Linked DNA regions of Homo sapiens: region 2 is linked to region 1. A link is an interaction called in ENCODE POLR2A ChIA-PET data of the cell type or tissue named here. Cell type or tissue: HCT116. All regions are shown on one strand.

Region 1 (8,000 bases):
TCCTGACATCCATTCATTTAACATTCATTTAGCAATCATTTATTGAGTGCCTGTCCTGTGCCAGGCATACAGCAGTGAGCAAAACAGATAAAGTTCCATTCTCTTGGAGTTGACATTCTAGTAGTGCCTAGAACCTGCCTCCTTCATTCATTGGCAAATATTGATCAGGTATCTGCTATTTGCTGGTCTTTGTGCTAAATACTAGGGATATAACTGGGGGAAAATGGTCTTTGTCCTACAGGAGCTCACGGTGCAGTAGGGAGACAGTCACATAAACAAATGGTTATGATATAGTATATCGTTATGCAGTATTTTTCAACAGGGACACTGTTGGCATTTCTGGTGGGAGCATTCATTGTTCTGCAGGTCTATCCCCTGCATTGTGAGGGATTTAGCTCCTTGGTTACCCCCCTCCATAGTAATGCCCCCCAAGTTATGTGACAACAAAAACCACTCTGTATTTTTCAAATGCCCGCCTATTAGAGTGACATCTACTTCTCTTACATTGAGAACCACTGTCAAGAGAGGACTGTTTCTATTAAGGGGGCTGAATGAAGGAGGCAAAGATAAACTTGGTCTGGGGAATAGGGATGGGGGAGGGGAGGAATGTCGTGAAGAATGAGGCTGCTGAGGAAGGCATCAGGTAAAGATATAGACAGGAGGCAGTCAACAGCCTGTTCTATCCCAGGACCTCTCAGTTGTTAGTTAGCTATGGCTAGAGAAAAAGGTGCAGGTATGAGCACAGTATTTGGTGAACAACTGGGGAGCAATCGTGGGCTCTGTTGTGGAGGGCTTTATATGCCACGCTAACAGGATTAGCCCAGGTGCTGGTGGAAGAAAGGAGGAACTATTGAAAGGTTTGAATAGGGCAGAGGCATAATGAGATTGGTGAGACTGTTCCTGCAATTGAGGGGGAGGGCAGTAGTGATGAGGCTTGTATCATTTATTGAGGAGGGAACCCAATATACTCTCAGGTTATAAATAACTTCTGTCATTACTTTATGGTATGACTTTCCTGGAAGTACAGACTTCTAGGGGATAAAGAAACATCTTAAGGCCCAGGCATGGTGGCTCATGCCTGTAATCCCAGCATTTTGGGAGGCTGAGGCTGGTAGATTCCTTGAGCTCAGGAGGTCAAGACCAGCCTGGGTAACATGGAAAACCCCATCTCTACAAAAATTAGCTGGGTGTGGTGGTGCATGCCTATGGTGTCAGCTAGTCAGGAGGCTGAGGTGGGAGGATTGCTTGAGCCCATGAGGTCGAGACTGCAGTGAGACATGATCATGCCACTGTACTCCAACCTGGGTGATAGAGTGAGACCCTCTTCCTGGGGAGAGAAAAAAAGAAACATCTTAAAACCTCAGAGGCCTATGCATTGTAAATACAGGTTGAGTATTCCTTACCTGAAATGCCTGGGACCAGAAGTGTTTCTGATTTCAGAATATTTATATTTACTGGTTGAGCATTCCTAATCCCAGAGTTCAAAATCTTGAAATGCTCCAATGAGCATTTCCTTGAGTGTCATGTCAGTGCTTGAAAAGTTTTGGATTTTGGAGTATTTTTTATTTTTGGATTAGAGATGCTCAACCTGTATTTAACTTAACCCACATAATCATCTTTGATTTTACCTCTTCTTGGGAGCTCCTGTGCCCAGCTATGAAGGCATAAACTGTGCTAGTGGTTGGCACACTACAGTTCCCTGAAACATACTAGTGTTTGTGAGCATGATGGGAGGTCCGTCTGGGTAGGTGTGCCATCAGGAGGACAGGCACGCCCTGCAAGAAGCTCAGATTCTGAGGAAAGCAGGCAAATTAAACGCTGATGATACTCTCTGTGACCCTTGCCTTTGGGTCCCAGTCTTGCACAGTTCCAAACTCCATGCCAGCAGCCCATCTCATGCAGTATACTATTTGCGTTTTGTTTGTTTTGTTTTGGAGATGGGATGTTTTCTGTCATCCAGGCTACAGTGCAGGGTCGTGATCATAGCTCAGTGCATCCTTGAACTCCTGGGCTCAAGGGATCCTCCTGCCTCAGCTTCCCACTAGCTGGTACTACAGGCATGCACCACCATGCCTGGCTAATTTTTTAATTTTTATTTGTAGTTAGAGACCAGGTCTCGCTATGTTGCCTAGGCTGATCTCGCTTTCCTGGTCTCAGGCAATCCTCTCATCTAGGCCTCTCAAAATGCTGGGATTATAGGCATGAGGTACCATGCCCAGCCCCCGATTGGACTTTGAGGTATTTTTCTCCTCTGCTAGGCCACGGGCTCCTTTGTCATCCTGCCATTCTGAGAGCCTAGTGCTGTGCCTGGCTCAGGGTAGGCCCTTAGCAGACGGTGGTTAATGAGAGTGCTTCTCTTCTTTTTCCAGTTGCAGGCTTTCTCTCTCTCTCTCTCTCTTTTTTTTTTTTCTTTTTTTTTTTTTAGACAGGGGCCTGCAATCTCGGCTCACTGCAACCTTGGCCTCCTGGGTTCAAGCAATTCTCATGCCTCAGTCTACTGAGTAGCTGAGGTTAGAGGCATGCGCCACCACACCCTGCTAATTTTTGTATTATTTAGTAGAGACAGGGTTTTGCCATATTGGCCAGGCTGGTCTCAAACTCCTGGCCTCAAGTGATCCTCCCACCTTGGCCTCTCAAAGTGCTGGGATTATAGGCGTGAGCGACTGCACCTGGCCAGCATACATACCGTCTGTTAGAATCGTGGTAGGTCTTCCCGATAAATCCATTTCTCATATGTACATTTTCTTTCCTTTGTTCTTCAGTTACATGGTGATGAATTTTGTCCTGTTTTGGATGCAACATTTGTAATGGTGGCTCGTGATTCTGAAAATAAAGGGTAATTGCTATTTTTTCATAATTCTTTATTTTGAAGAATTTCAAAGATACATAAGACTGGAGAGAAAACTATAATGAATGTCCATATACCTATCACTTGGACGTAACAGTTTTAATTGCAATTTCTTGGCCATTTTTATTTTAAGGCAAATCCCAGACATGACATTTCACTCTTAAATACTTCGGGCATCTTTTAAAAAATGAGAATATTCTCAGGCCGGGAGAGGTGGCTCACGCCTGTAATCCCAGCACTTTGGGAGGCCAAGGCTGGTGGATCACTTAAGGTCAGGAGTTGAAGACCAGCCTGGCCGGCATGGTGAAACCCCATCTCTACTAAAAACACAAAAATTAGCTGGGCGTGGTGGCACGCGCCTATGGTCCCAGCTACTGGGGAGGCTGAGGCACGAGAATTACTTGACTCTGGGAGGTGGAAGTTGCAGTGTGCCGAGATTGCGCCATTGCACTCCAGCCTGGGCGACAGAGCGAGACTCCATCTCAAAACAACAACAACAAAAAGAGATGTTGCACAATTCTGTGAATACACTAAAAGCCGTTAAATTGTACACTTTCAATGGGTGAATTGTGTGGTATGCGAATTATACCTTAATAAAGCTGTTATCAAAAAAAAACAGACTTACAGACATAAAAATCAAATGTAATTTTTTGTTAGGCATGACAATAGTAATGTAGTTACTTAAGAGAATATTATCCTTTTTTTTTTTTTTTTTTTAAGATGGAGTTTTGCTCTTGTTGCCCAGGCTGGAGTGCAATGGTGGGATCTCGGTTCACTGCAACCTCCGCCTCCTGGGTTTGAGCGATTCTCCTGCCTCAGCCTCCTGAGTAACTGGGATTACAGGCATGTGCCACCATGCCTGGCTAATTTTTGTATTTTTAGTAGAGATGGGGGGGTGTTTCACTATGTTGCCCAGGCTGGTCTCGAACTCCTGACCTCAAGTGATCCACCCACCTCAGCCTCCCAAAGTGTTGAGATTACAGGCGTGAGCCACCATGCCCAGCTGAGTTGTGCAATCTCTTAAATCTGTTTTAATCCAGAACAGTTGTGTCTTCCCCTATTGTTTCTTATTCACTCGTTGAGAGGCTGGATCATTTGTTCTAAATAGTGTCCCACTTTCTGGATTTGTTCTATTGCTTTCTCATGGTGGTTTGTTTGTTTGTTTTTTGATCTTGTTTCTCTATCCCTAGTAATTTCTCTAAACTGAAGTTAGATCTAAAGCCTTGTATTAGATTTAGGTTGAGCATATTTGGTGAGAGTACTACATAGATGATGTTGTATATCTCGTATTTCATATTGCATCGTATCAGGAGGTACAGGTTGTCCCACTCACAGTGATGCTAAGATTAGTGTGTGGGTTCAAGCAGTTACAGCCTAATCTCTCCTTTGTGAAGTTCAGTTTTTCCTCTTCTGATCAGCAACAATCTACAGGGGTGTACTTTGTCATCCTGCAAATAGCTGAGTTTCCCATCAGTCTTTTTCCAGTGCTTTCAATGTCCACTGCTGATCATTGCTTTAATTAGTATCATTAGGCAGTTTAGAGTAATTCTCAAATTTTGTCATTCCTTCTATGTTTGTTAGCTGGAATTCTGTAAAGAAGAGCGTTCCCTTAACAACTAGGGCGATTGGGTTTGAAATGGAGTTAGGATCAATGCTTCATTCTTGTCTTTTATTTACATGTTTTCAGAATAAGGAGTTGGTTCACTAGCTAGTGATGACATGCTTTTCCCAGTTTTTTAGCTTTTTAGAAAAGTATCATGTTTTTAAATTTCTTTTTTTTTTTCTGTGTGTGTGTGTTTTTGAGATGGAGTCTCGCTCAGTCACCCACACTGGACTGCAGTGGCGCAATCTCGGCTCACTGCAGCCTCTGTCTCCTGGGTTGAAGAGATTCTCCTGCCTCTGCCTCCCAAGTAGCTGGGACTACAGGCATGCCCCATTATGCTTGGCTAATTTGTTTTGTATTTATAGTAGAGACGGGGTTTCACCATGTTGGCCAGGCTGGCCTCGATCTCCTGACCTCAAGTGATCTGCCCACCTAGGGATTCCAAAGTGCTGAGATAACAGGCGTGAGTCATTTCGCCCAGCCCGTTTTTTTTTTGTTTTTTTATTTTTTTTGAGATGAAGTTTTGCTCTTCTCTCCAGGTTGGAGTGCATTGTCATGTGTCATGAGCATGGCTCACTGCAGCCTGGGCCTCCTGTGCTCAAGCAATCCTTCCGCCTCAGCCTCCTGAGTAGCTGGGACCACAGGCACATACCACCATGCCGAGCTAATTTTTTTTCTTTCTTTCTTTTTGAGATGGAGTTTTACTCTTGTTGCCCCGGCTGGGGTGCAGTGGCGCAATCTCGGCTCACTGCAACCTCCACCTCCTGGTTCAAGTGATTCTCTGGCCTCAGCCTCCTGAGTAGCTGCCCAGCTAATTTTTAAATTTTTTGTAGAGATGGGGTTTTGCCATGTTGGCCAAACTGATCTCAAAATCCTGGGCTCAAGTGATCCTCTCACCTCGGCCTCCCAAAGTGCTAGGATTACAGGTGTGAGCCACTGTCCTGCCAGAAAAGCATCATTATGAATTCATGGTTGTAATATATTACATGTATTTCAATAAATTGCAGCCATTGTTTCTCTTGATGCTCCAAGTGTGCCTTCTTTGGGCGGTGGGAGTTCCTCTAAGCTGGCTCCTTTCCACCTGTCTGTTTGATAGCTTCCTGCTGTCTGACACAAGATGTCTTGGGCTCATCTTACGTATTTCCTGCCCCAGGCCTGGAGTCAGCCATTTCTCCAAGTAGTCCTGGGGTTCCTTTTAGTGGGAACTGGTATTTAGACATCAAAATCTGGGCACTAGAACTGTACATTGTTACTAGTTTGTTATTGTTTCCAGGCCTTTTTAGTGGACAGAGCTAGGATATATTTTAAACAAACAAAAAACCTCATGAGAGCTGGGTGTGGTGGCTCACGCCTGTAATCCCAGCACTTTGGGAGGCCGAGGTGGGCAGATCACTTGAGCCCAGGAGTTTGAGACCAGCCTGGCCAACATGGCGAATCCCCATCTCTACTAAAAGTACAAAAAAATTAGCCAGGTATGGTAGCATGTGTCTGTAGTCCCAGACGATGTGGGAGGCTGAGGTGGGAGGATTGCTTTAACCCGGGAAGCAGAGGTTGCAGTGAGCCAAGGTCGCACCACTGCACGCCAGCCTGGGCGACAGGGCAAGACCCTACCTCAAAAAAAGAGCCTCATGAGTTTATATGGTCATTTTCAAGTCATTTAACCATATAGACTTCAACTTACTTTACGTCATCTTTTTTCTCTGAAATTGAATTCTTGGTTTCTAACAACAGTTACACCCAAACTGAGAAAAACTAATTGTGGGGGTAGAGCTGGGGTGGGAGGGATTGCTCTTTGCACAGGACAGAGTCCAGTGGCCTGTGGGAAATCTCATTTGTATTAGAAACTTGATTTAGGAGTCTGCAGTGAAAAATCTTTGCTGCTGCGTGGAAAGCTGACTTGGAAAGCCAAATTAAGATAGAAAAATATGTTGGTCCCTTAGTGATCTGAGGGAAGAATAACACCCATCTACTCTGGCCCTTCCTGCCAGCCCCAGCTGACCTGCTGTGGCCAGTGACTGGCCTGGGGCTTGTATTCAAGCACTGAGGCCACTGCTGCAAGTTTCACTCCCAGCTGATGCATGTCACTTTCCCAAGCTGTTGTTTCAATTCTTTTGTTTTTTGTTTTCAAGACAGAGGTTGGCTCTTGTCACCCAGGCTGGAGTGCAGTGGTGCTATCTCGGCTCACTGCAACCTCTACCTCCTGGGTTCAAGTGATTCTCCTGCCTCAGCCTCCTGAGTAGCTGGGATTACAGGCACCTACCACCACACCCGGCTGACTTTTGTATTTTTAGTAGAGACGGGGTTTCACCATGTTGACCAGGCTGGTCTCGAACTCCTGACCTTAGGTGATCCACCTGCCTTGGCCTCCCGAAGTGCTGGGATTACGAGCGTGAACCACTGCCCCCGGCCTGTTTTAATTCTTTTGTTTCCATTGTTGTTTCATCAAATCTTTTGATTCTACCACAGTGAAATATTATCCCTTTTCCCTTATTTTTTATTTCAAAAAATTTGATGCTTACAGAAAAGTAGATAGAATAATGCAACAAACGTATGCCTTTCACGTAAATTGTATTACATTTGCGTAATTCTCTTACCCTCTCTCTACAAATACACACATTTACATATTTTTTCCCATGAATCATTGGAAAGTAAGTTTGAGACTGCTTCACCCATTCAGGAGTTCAGCATGTATTTCCTAAGAACCAGGTATTTCTCCATAACCTCAATGCCTTTATTATATCTGAGAAATTCAACAGTGATACAGTTATTTAATATGTGATCCGTATTCAGATTTCACCAGTTGTCCCTAAAATGTCCTTTATAGCTATCTTCCTGATTCAGGACCCAATCCATCAAGGATTGTATATTGCATTTGGTTATCCTGTTTCTTTAGAATAGTCTCTCTGCCATTTGCTGTCTTTCAAAAATTGATATTTTTAAAGAGTTCAAGCCAGTTTTCTTTTTCTTTTTTTTTTTTTTTTCTTTTTTTGAGACAGAGTTTCGCTCTTGTTGCCCAGGCTGGAGTGCACTGGCACGATCTCGGCTCACCGCAACCTCCACCTCCTGGGTTCAAGCAATTCTCCTGCCTCAGCCTCCCGAGTAGCTGGGATTACAGGCATGTGCCACCACGCCCGGCTAATTTTGTATTTTTAGTAGAAACGAGGTTTCTCCTTGTTGGTCAGGCTGGTCTCAAACTCCCAACTTCAGGTGATCCCCACCCGGCTTGGCCTCTCAAAGTGCTGGGATTACAGGCGTGAGCCACCACGCCCGGCCTAAAGCCAGTTTTCTTGTAGAGTGTTCTACAACCTATATTTGACTGTTTCCTCATGATTAGAATCAGGTTAAACATTTAGCAGATGCCAGTATCCTTTTTATAATGTTAAGTTTCTAGTGTGCAATTAAGGCTGTAACTGTAAGGCTTCCCTAATTGTTCCAGCGTTCACATGTAAGGCAAGCAGTAAGCACTACCCAAAATGAAAAGCAGATTCTTTAAAAGTAGTAGGTGATTGTTCATCTTCAAGTTTTATTAGATAATGGCATATCTTAAAT
Region 2 (8,000 bases), 180 kb before region 1:
GCCTCCTGAGTAGCTGGGACTACAGGCGCCCGCCACCATGCCCTGCTAATTTTTTGTATTTTTAGTAGAGATGGGGTTTCACTGTGTTTCTAGGATGGTCTCGATTTCCTGACCTCGTGAACTGCCCACCTTGGCCAATTCCAGCAGTATGAGAGGCCAAGGCAGGTGGATCACCTGAGGTAAGGAGTTTGAGACCACCAGCCTAGCCAACATGGTGAAACCCTGTCTCTACTAAAATTCCAAAAAGTAGCTGGGCATGGTAGCGGGCGCCTGTAATGCCAGCTACTTGGGAGGCTGAGGCAGGAGAATCGCTTGAATCCGAGAGACGGCGGAGGTTGCAGTGAGTGGAGATCGCGCCACTGCACTCCAGGCTGGGCGACAGTGCGAGACTCCGTCTCAAAAAAAAAAAAAATAATTAGCTGGGTGTGGTGGTGGCTGCCTGTAATCCCAGCTACTTGAGAGGCTGAGGCAGGAGAATCGTTTGAACCCCAGGGGCACGGAGGTTGTCTTGAGCCGAGATTGCGCCACTTCACTCCAGCCTGGGTGAAAGAGCAAAACTCTGTCTCAAAAAAAAAAAAATTTATTTTCATTCTTTATCATTAAAGAGTTGCTTTTATGTTGTCCTTTGTGTGGCTTGTAGGATCATTAAATAAGGTAGAGAATCTCATAAAAACAGTTTTGGAGAAAGATAGTTGAAAGCATAATGTCATACATTTTAAATATATAAATGTAAACTATATATAGAAATACATAAAGTATTATATATACTTAAACTATATAAACTATATTTTTAAGTATATATAGTATGTATAAGTCTATAAGTATATATATACATATAGTTTATATACATATATATAAACTTGGTAGAAGGGTAAGATACTGTAAGTGTATATATACTTACATAGAGAGAGTTTAAATTATTTACATGGAAAATAGAAATAATATATTCCATCACTCCAAAAAAAAGGTCACCTTTGGATATAGCCTGTTTGAAGTAGCAGTTGAAAAGCCTGGTAACATGTCCCTCAGGGAGTTAGAAACACAGGAAACACACAAGCCTGAGGCTTAGGGAGAGGCCCAGGCTAGGGATACTGATTTGAGCATCAGTAGCATATGAGTGGGAGTTAAAGACTTAGATTTTGGCCAGGTGTGGTGGCTCACGCCTATAATCCCAGCACTTTGGGAGGCTGAGGCAGGTGGATCCCTTGAGCCCAGGAGTTTGAGACCAGCCTGGCCAACATGGCGAAACCCTGTCTCTACTAAAAACACAAAAATTAGCTGAGCGTGGTGGCGGGCGCCTGTAATCCCAGCTACTTGGGAGGCTAAAGCATGAGAATCCCTTGAACCCGGGAGGCGGAGATTGTAGTGAGCCGAGATCAGGCCACTGGACTCCAGTCTGGGTGACAGAGCGAGACTCTGTCTGAAAGAAAAAAAAAAGAAAGAATTAGATTTTAATGAAATTGCCCTGGAGTGAGAAGAGGAGAGAGTTAAAGACTACTCCATGACTCATCAACCTTGAAGAGCTATGCAGAGGAAGAGAAGGCCCAAAAGGGGAGGAGAGAGTACCTAGAAAGCCTCTAGAATGGGGATAGGGTAGAATCCTGTAAGCCAAAGAAAGGGGTTGAAGATGTAGAGTAGTCACCAGTTTCAGGGTGCAACCAAGATGCCAGATGTCCAGTGGGGTTTAGCAACTGGGAGGCTATTGGTGGTCTTGGGAAGAAAGGTTTTAGGTGCATTTAGTAGTAAAGGGAGGAGGAGATAAAATTGAGAAAGCAAACAGAATCTGCCTTTTTGACTTTGTGCTTAAATGCGGATGCTCCTCAGCTTGTGGTGGGGTTGCATTCTGATAAACCTATCATAAGTTGAAAATATCATTAAGTCAAAAATTAACACACCTAACCTACCAAACATCATAATTTAGCCTACCCTCCCTTAAATGTACTCAGAACACTTCCAGTAGCCCACAGTTGGGCAGAATCATCTAACACAAAGCCTATTTTATAATAAACTATTGAATGTTTCATGTACATTATTGAATACTGCACTGAAAGTGAAAAGCAGAATGGTTATATGGGTACTCAAAGTGCGGTTTCTACAGAATGCGTATCGCTTCTGCACCATGTAAGGTTGAACCATTTGTAAGTCTGAGACCATTTGTATAACATACATATAGGAAAGTAAACGGGGCATAAGTGAATTTTTACAAACTAAACATACTAGCACTCTAGAAGCTCTTCTCGTGGCCCTTCTAGTCACTACCCAGCTTGCTAAGGGTATCCACTATTCTGCCTTCTAACCATAGTCTACTTTTAAAATAAATTTGTCAATGGAAGTTGGTAGAAGGGTAAGGTAGTTGTTAGAGAGGGAATTAGGGGTGGAGGGTATTTGTTGTGTTTTGTTTAAGACGGGAGAGATTTTCTTGAATGTAAATAAATGTCATAATTTCTCTAGTGGGTGGCCAGTCACTCTGTTTCTTTTTATATTTAGGACAGTTTTCATTTTATACTTTCAAATGTTTTTAAAAGTATGTTTGAGTGCTTATACAAACTTAAGTTGAATAACTGTTCTCTAAGCATATGTTTGTGGAATGGTGGTTTTCAAAACTTTGCTTATCTTGGGAATAGATTCTTGGGCCCCTCTTAGATTCAGAGTCAGACACTCTGGGGGAAGCTGTTAGAATCTATGCTTTTAAAAAATTCCCCAGGTGGGCCAGGCGCGGTGGCTGACGCCTGTAATCCCAGCACTTTGGGAGGCCGAGGTGGGCGGATCACGAGGTCAGAAGATTGAGACCATCCTGGCTAACACAGTGAAACCCCGTCTCTACTAAAAATACAAAAAATTAGCCAGGCGTGGTGGCTGGTGCCTGTAGTCCCAGCTACCAGGAGGCTGAGGCAGGAGAATGGCATGAACCCAGGAGGCGGAGCTTGCAGTGAGCCAAGATCGCACCACTGCACTCCAGCCTGGGCGACAGAGCGAGGCTCTGTCTTAAAAAAAAAAAAAAAAAAAAAAAACAACTCCCCAGGTGATTCTGAAACCTCTTGTGTACACAGGCCTGCAAAAGCCTTCTATCATGAAGCTGGCATATATTATAAATGGAAGTCTAATAAGATAATAGTTCTGTAATTGTGGGAGAAAAGAGTCACCCTTTTTTTAAATGGGAGAGAGTATTCACTAGATTCTCTATAAAGTTGAAAAAGAAAGCAAGTTGTTAGGTATTTGAGCCCCACCATTCATGAGAGTCTGAATAATTCTGAGGGTGACTTATTTAGCTTAAGGTTTTTATTTGTCTTTAAGGCAGTTTTACTGGAACATAATCACAACATGATCCCAGAGCTATGGAATTCTGGGCAGTCAGTGTACTTTTATTTGCAAAGCAAGAACAGTTTAGCCTTCTGGACACCCATTATGATTTGTTTGTTTACGACCTTACCAGATTCATGTCTTGGTAAACTGTGTCTAAGAATCTACCTTTAAAGCTGAGGGAGCTGACTGATAAACTCAATCTTTTTATTTTATTTTATTTTTTGAGGCAGAGTCTTGCTCAGTCACTCAGGCTGGAATGCAGTGACGCGATTATAGCTCACTGCATCCTTGACCTCCTGGGCTCAAGTAATCCTCCCACCTCAGCCTCCCAAGTAGCTGAGACCATAGGCATGCCCCAAACACCTGGCTAATTTTTTTTTTTTTTTTTGTAGAGATGGAGTCTTGTTATGTTGCCCAGGCTGGTCTTAAACTTCTGGCCTCAAGTGATCCTCCCACTTCAGCCTCCTAATAAACTCAATCTTATGCCTGAATCTTTTTTTTTTTTTTTTTTTTTTGAGATGAAATCTCACTCTGTTGCCCAAGCTGGAGTGCAGAGGTATAATTTTGGCTCACTGCAACCTCCACCTTCCAGGTTCAAACGATTCTCTTGCCTCAGCCTCCCGAGTAGCTGGGACTACAGGCACATGCCACCATGCCTGGCTAATTTTTGTATTTTAGTAGAGATGGAGTTTCAGTGTGTTGGCCAGGCTGGTCTTGAACTCCTGACCTTGTGATCCACCTGCCTCGGCCTCCCAAAGTGGTGGGATTATAGGCGTGAGCCACTGTGCTGGGCCCTGAATCTTTTTTTGAATGTTAATTTATTTTTTAAATTGTGGCCTGAGTCTTTGATTAAATTCATAAGCTTCCTGGAAGCTCTATAAGAGCAGGGACCTTGTCTGCTTATGTGTTTTATCTGTTTAGTACCATGTCTGACATGATGTGGGTGTGCAGTAAATATTTGTTTTTGAAATAAAACCCTGGTTGACCTCTTCTAATTGTTATATATAACCTTGCTTGCCTGACCAGATTTGTTTTGCCAACATCAGTCCTTCGCAAGCTTCAGTGGAGACAGAGTAAGAACCAAATGTCTTTAAGATGATGACAGCCTACCCCTTTACACTTCTTGTTAGGGCCTCATCTAACCCAACACCAATACTGGTTGCTCTGTTTCCATTGACAAGCCCCTTGCGGGCTGTGCGAAACAAAAGTTTTGAGACATAGAGAGTCTAAGGTCCAAGATAGAGTGTACCTTGATACTTTGCTGGGGAGTAGGATCAGACCAGAAAGAAAGAAGAGTTAGCCACAAGAGTGAGAAAACTCAATGACACTCCCTCTGAGGTTTGCAAAGCTAAGGGCCACCAGTTTACCTTTAAGCCAAATTTTCGTTTTCTCTGTGACTATGGGTCTTACAGCTGTATTCAAAACCTCAGAGAAGCCAACACATTAGAGTCCTTACTTTGAGACCCCCAACTAGCTGAATGCCAAGAAAGGCATTTAGTAACTGAAGGGTATACTCCCGAGGGGCTGGATCTAAAGAAATGCCACCTTTGATCTAGCCTGTAACTTAGCACTAATTGGAGATTCAGCTCTTAACAGAGCTTGCTTGACTTTGATTGAGCAAGCCTAACTCATATAATGCAAAGTAGACCATATCTAATCAGTTCTTGGCAGGTGCATATGTACTCATTTTCTGAGCCAACTCATCTGCCCTGACCAGGGAGTGTACCTGGCAACAAGGCTTCTCAAGGACTATCACTTGGGAAAGGGAGTGCTCAGGGCGTGGGTACATGCAGTCTAGAGATTACAGCCCTGCATCAGAAAAAGTTTGGGGGAGGCCGGGCACAGTGGCTCATGCCTGTAATCCCAGCACTTTAGGAGGCCGAGGCGGACGGATCACAAGGTGAAGAGATCAAGACCATCCTGGCCAACATGGTGAAACCCCGTCTCTGCTAAAAATACAAAAATTAGCCGCATGTGGTGGCGCACACCTGTAGTCCCAGCTACTTGGGAGGCTGAGGCAGGAGAATGGCTTGAACCCAGGAGGCGGAGGTTGCAGTGAGCCAAGATCATGCCACTGCACTCCAGCCTGGCGACAGAGGGAGACTCTGTCGCAAAAAAAAAAAAAAAAAAAAAAAGGGAAAAAGAAAAAGTATGGGGGAGATTTCACTTCTTGGGAGGTATATTCAGTCCGATTATATCATAATGGGTCAGGACTCCTCATGGAGAGAGAATACCTTTGTGTTCATGTCTCACAAAGCAACCCATCCAGAGTGCGAACAGGAGGAAAGTTGATAAGGCTAGAGATTTTTTTTTATTATGTCCCAGACCCTGAAAGTTGATTGTGTTTCTTCAAAGAACTGGATTGTTCTTCCTTGGGGAGACAAAAGATTGAAGAAGGTTCATCTCCTCTTTGTGCCCTTACACTGTCCTGGGGTGATTCTACCCATCTTAGCCTTTCCCTTCTTAAATCCTGATTTTGAATAGGTTGGCCTGAATACTCAATATGAGCCCTAACAAATTATGATAACCACCTGGCAGGCACACAGTGTCGAAGATGGCCATTTGTGATGACATCTGGTCTGGCCAGCTTCCTTTTTACTGTTAAGAGGGAAAGGTGGTGAGCATGCTGAGGCAGGGTGGGGTCATCTCGCACCAGGAGGAGCCCCCTTTGAAGCTAAAAAGGAAGATGAATCAGCCAAGATGTTGAGTGCATCAGCTTCAGCCATGTCTACCTGGGGACCTTTTACCAAGGCTCCTCCCATGGGTTTCCATCACACAGATCTATACCAGTTCCTTACCATGGTCAGGTGTGTGGCTGGCTCCTTAGGAATGAGCTTGGCATGGATTAGGTGTGCTAGAGCTGATGGATTTTTTAAAAAGTCTAATTTACATAGAGTGAAATACATAGATTTTTAAGTTGTACAGTCTTAGTTGTACAATTTGAGCTTTGACAAATGTATATACCTTGAATAACCCATACCCCAATCAAGATTGTTTCACCCCAGAAAGTTCACTTGTGCCACTTCTCAGTAAGTCCACTTCCTTCCAACTCCCACCTCCCCGGCCTAGTAGTGATTGTTCTGGTTTCTCACTATGTTTGAGGCCATGGGTTTTAAAACATACAGATTTTCTTCAAGTCTAGATGGTGAGAGATGTCAGAAAGTAATACTTACTCAAGTAAATCAGAGGTTCTCAGTGGGAGAGTTGCTCCCCAGGAGACATTTGGCAGTGTCTGGAGATGTTTTTGACTGTCGTGACTGGGAGGAGGTGCTACTGGCATCTAGTGGGTAGAGGCTAGGGATGCTGCCAAACTTCCTGCAGTGCACAGGACAGCCCCACAAAGAAGGACCCAACCCAAATGTCAGTAGTGCTGAGTTTGAGAAATCCTCGAGTAAATCATGTGTTCTCTGCAAACTAAGAATTATGGTCCTGGGGAGTGTTCATTTGTAGGTCTCCCAGGTCTCCTGGGGTGAGGTTTGCTTTTTCTTTGTTTTGTTTGCTTGTCTGTTGAGAGCCTGCTGGAAGCTGAAAAGGCCGCTGCAGGAGCCAGCTTTCTTTGGTGCTACCACCCTTGTGGCCACAGTTCTTGCTGTGGAATGGGTATCAGGGTAGGCTTAGGGAGGAAAACTAATAGGAGAAGAGGAAGAAGAAGAAAACAGTTTAGGCAGTAAAGGGAGGCAGGCCTAGAATAATATTAAAACTAGAAAAACAAGTAAGATAAGAGGGGAAGGTAAAGTAGAAATTAATAATTAAGAATCCAATAAAATGTTAAAGGAAATGAGTTGAGATTTAAAATCAAAGATAGGCTGAGTGTGTTGGCTCACACCTGTAATCCCAGCACTTTGGGAGGCCAAGGCGGGAGGATTGCTTGAGCTCAGGAGTTCGAGACCAGCTTGAGTAACATGATGAGACCCTGTCTCTGCTATATATATATAGTTATGTATAGATATAGTTATATATTTATATATATATATAATATATATATTTGCCGAGGCTGGAGTGCAGTGGCACGATCTCGGCTCACTGCAACCCCTGCCTCCCAGTTTCAAGCAATTCTCCTGCCTCAGCCTCCCGAGTAGCTGGGATTACAGGCGTCTGCCACCACGCCTGGCTAATTTTTGTGTTTTTTGTAGAGACTGGATTTCATCATGTTGGCCAGGCTGGTGTCGAACTCCCGACCTCAGGTGATCCACCCACCTCGGCCTCCCAAAGTGCTGGGATTACAGACGTGAGCCACCGCACCCGGCCTTACTGTGCTTTATGAGAAATAAATACACCCCTGAAGTGCTGAGGAAGTCCAGACCCAAAAAACATGTTCTTATGGACTTAAAATTTCAGGTCAACTTTTTCTTAATTTCCAAAAGACAACAGTTTCTAAGTTTGCCTACTTTAGCTTTTCAAGTAAAATAAAAGATACATAGATAGATGACTAGACCTCTAGCTGTCTGTCGGTCTCTGGAACATGTCCAAAACCAACTCATCATTTTTCCCTCAGACTTGCCCCTCTTTTTCTACTTCCTCTCTCAGGAATGCTGTGTCACCACCCAACTAGAAAAACCCATCGGAAACCCCAAGGTCACTTAAAATCTACTCTTTTCCTGATTTTCGAAAATCCAATACATTGTTGTTAACTCTAGTCATTATGTTGTACAACAGATCTCTTGAACTACTCCTCCTAACTGAAACTTTGTACTTTT

The links. ChIA-PET counts read pairs that join two places held together with the same protein. Peaks named below come from ENCODE experiments on the same cell type or tissue, not always from the same donor. Only the 100,000 strongest peaks of a DNase experiment are listed, where the experiment ranks them.
Region 2: POLR2A ChIA-PET joins it to region 1 with 7 read pairs; 1 of 35 experiments calls an interaction of 5 or more read pairs at or near these places.

Annotation. Positions count from the first base shown.
Region 1 is chrX:23,707,971-23,715,970 of GRCh38, reverse strand. It overlaps ACOT9 (acyl-CoA thioesterase 9), which reads left to right. Exons shown (of 16, transcript NM_001037171.2): 9 at 2,763-2,836. Among named protein-coding and RNA genes, the nearest start is that of ACOT9, 31 kb to the left of the region's middle. In HCT116, no CTCF peak of the experiment used is centred here; a DNase peak (open chromatin) is centred at 4,940; H3K27ac peaks cover 1,502 bases.
Region 2 is chrX:23,884,668-23,892,667 of GRCh38, reverse strand. The region is part of intron 1 of APOO (apolipoprotein O); the gene reads left to right. Among named protein-coding and RNA genes, the nearest start is that of APOO, 19 kb to the left of the region's middle. RefSeq lists a silencer at 5,089-5,266. In HCT116, no CTCF peak of the experiment used is centred here; a DNase peak (open chromatin) is centred at 7,788; H3K4me3 peaks cover 1,196 bases; H3K27ac peaks cover 4,631 bases.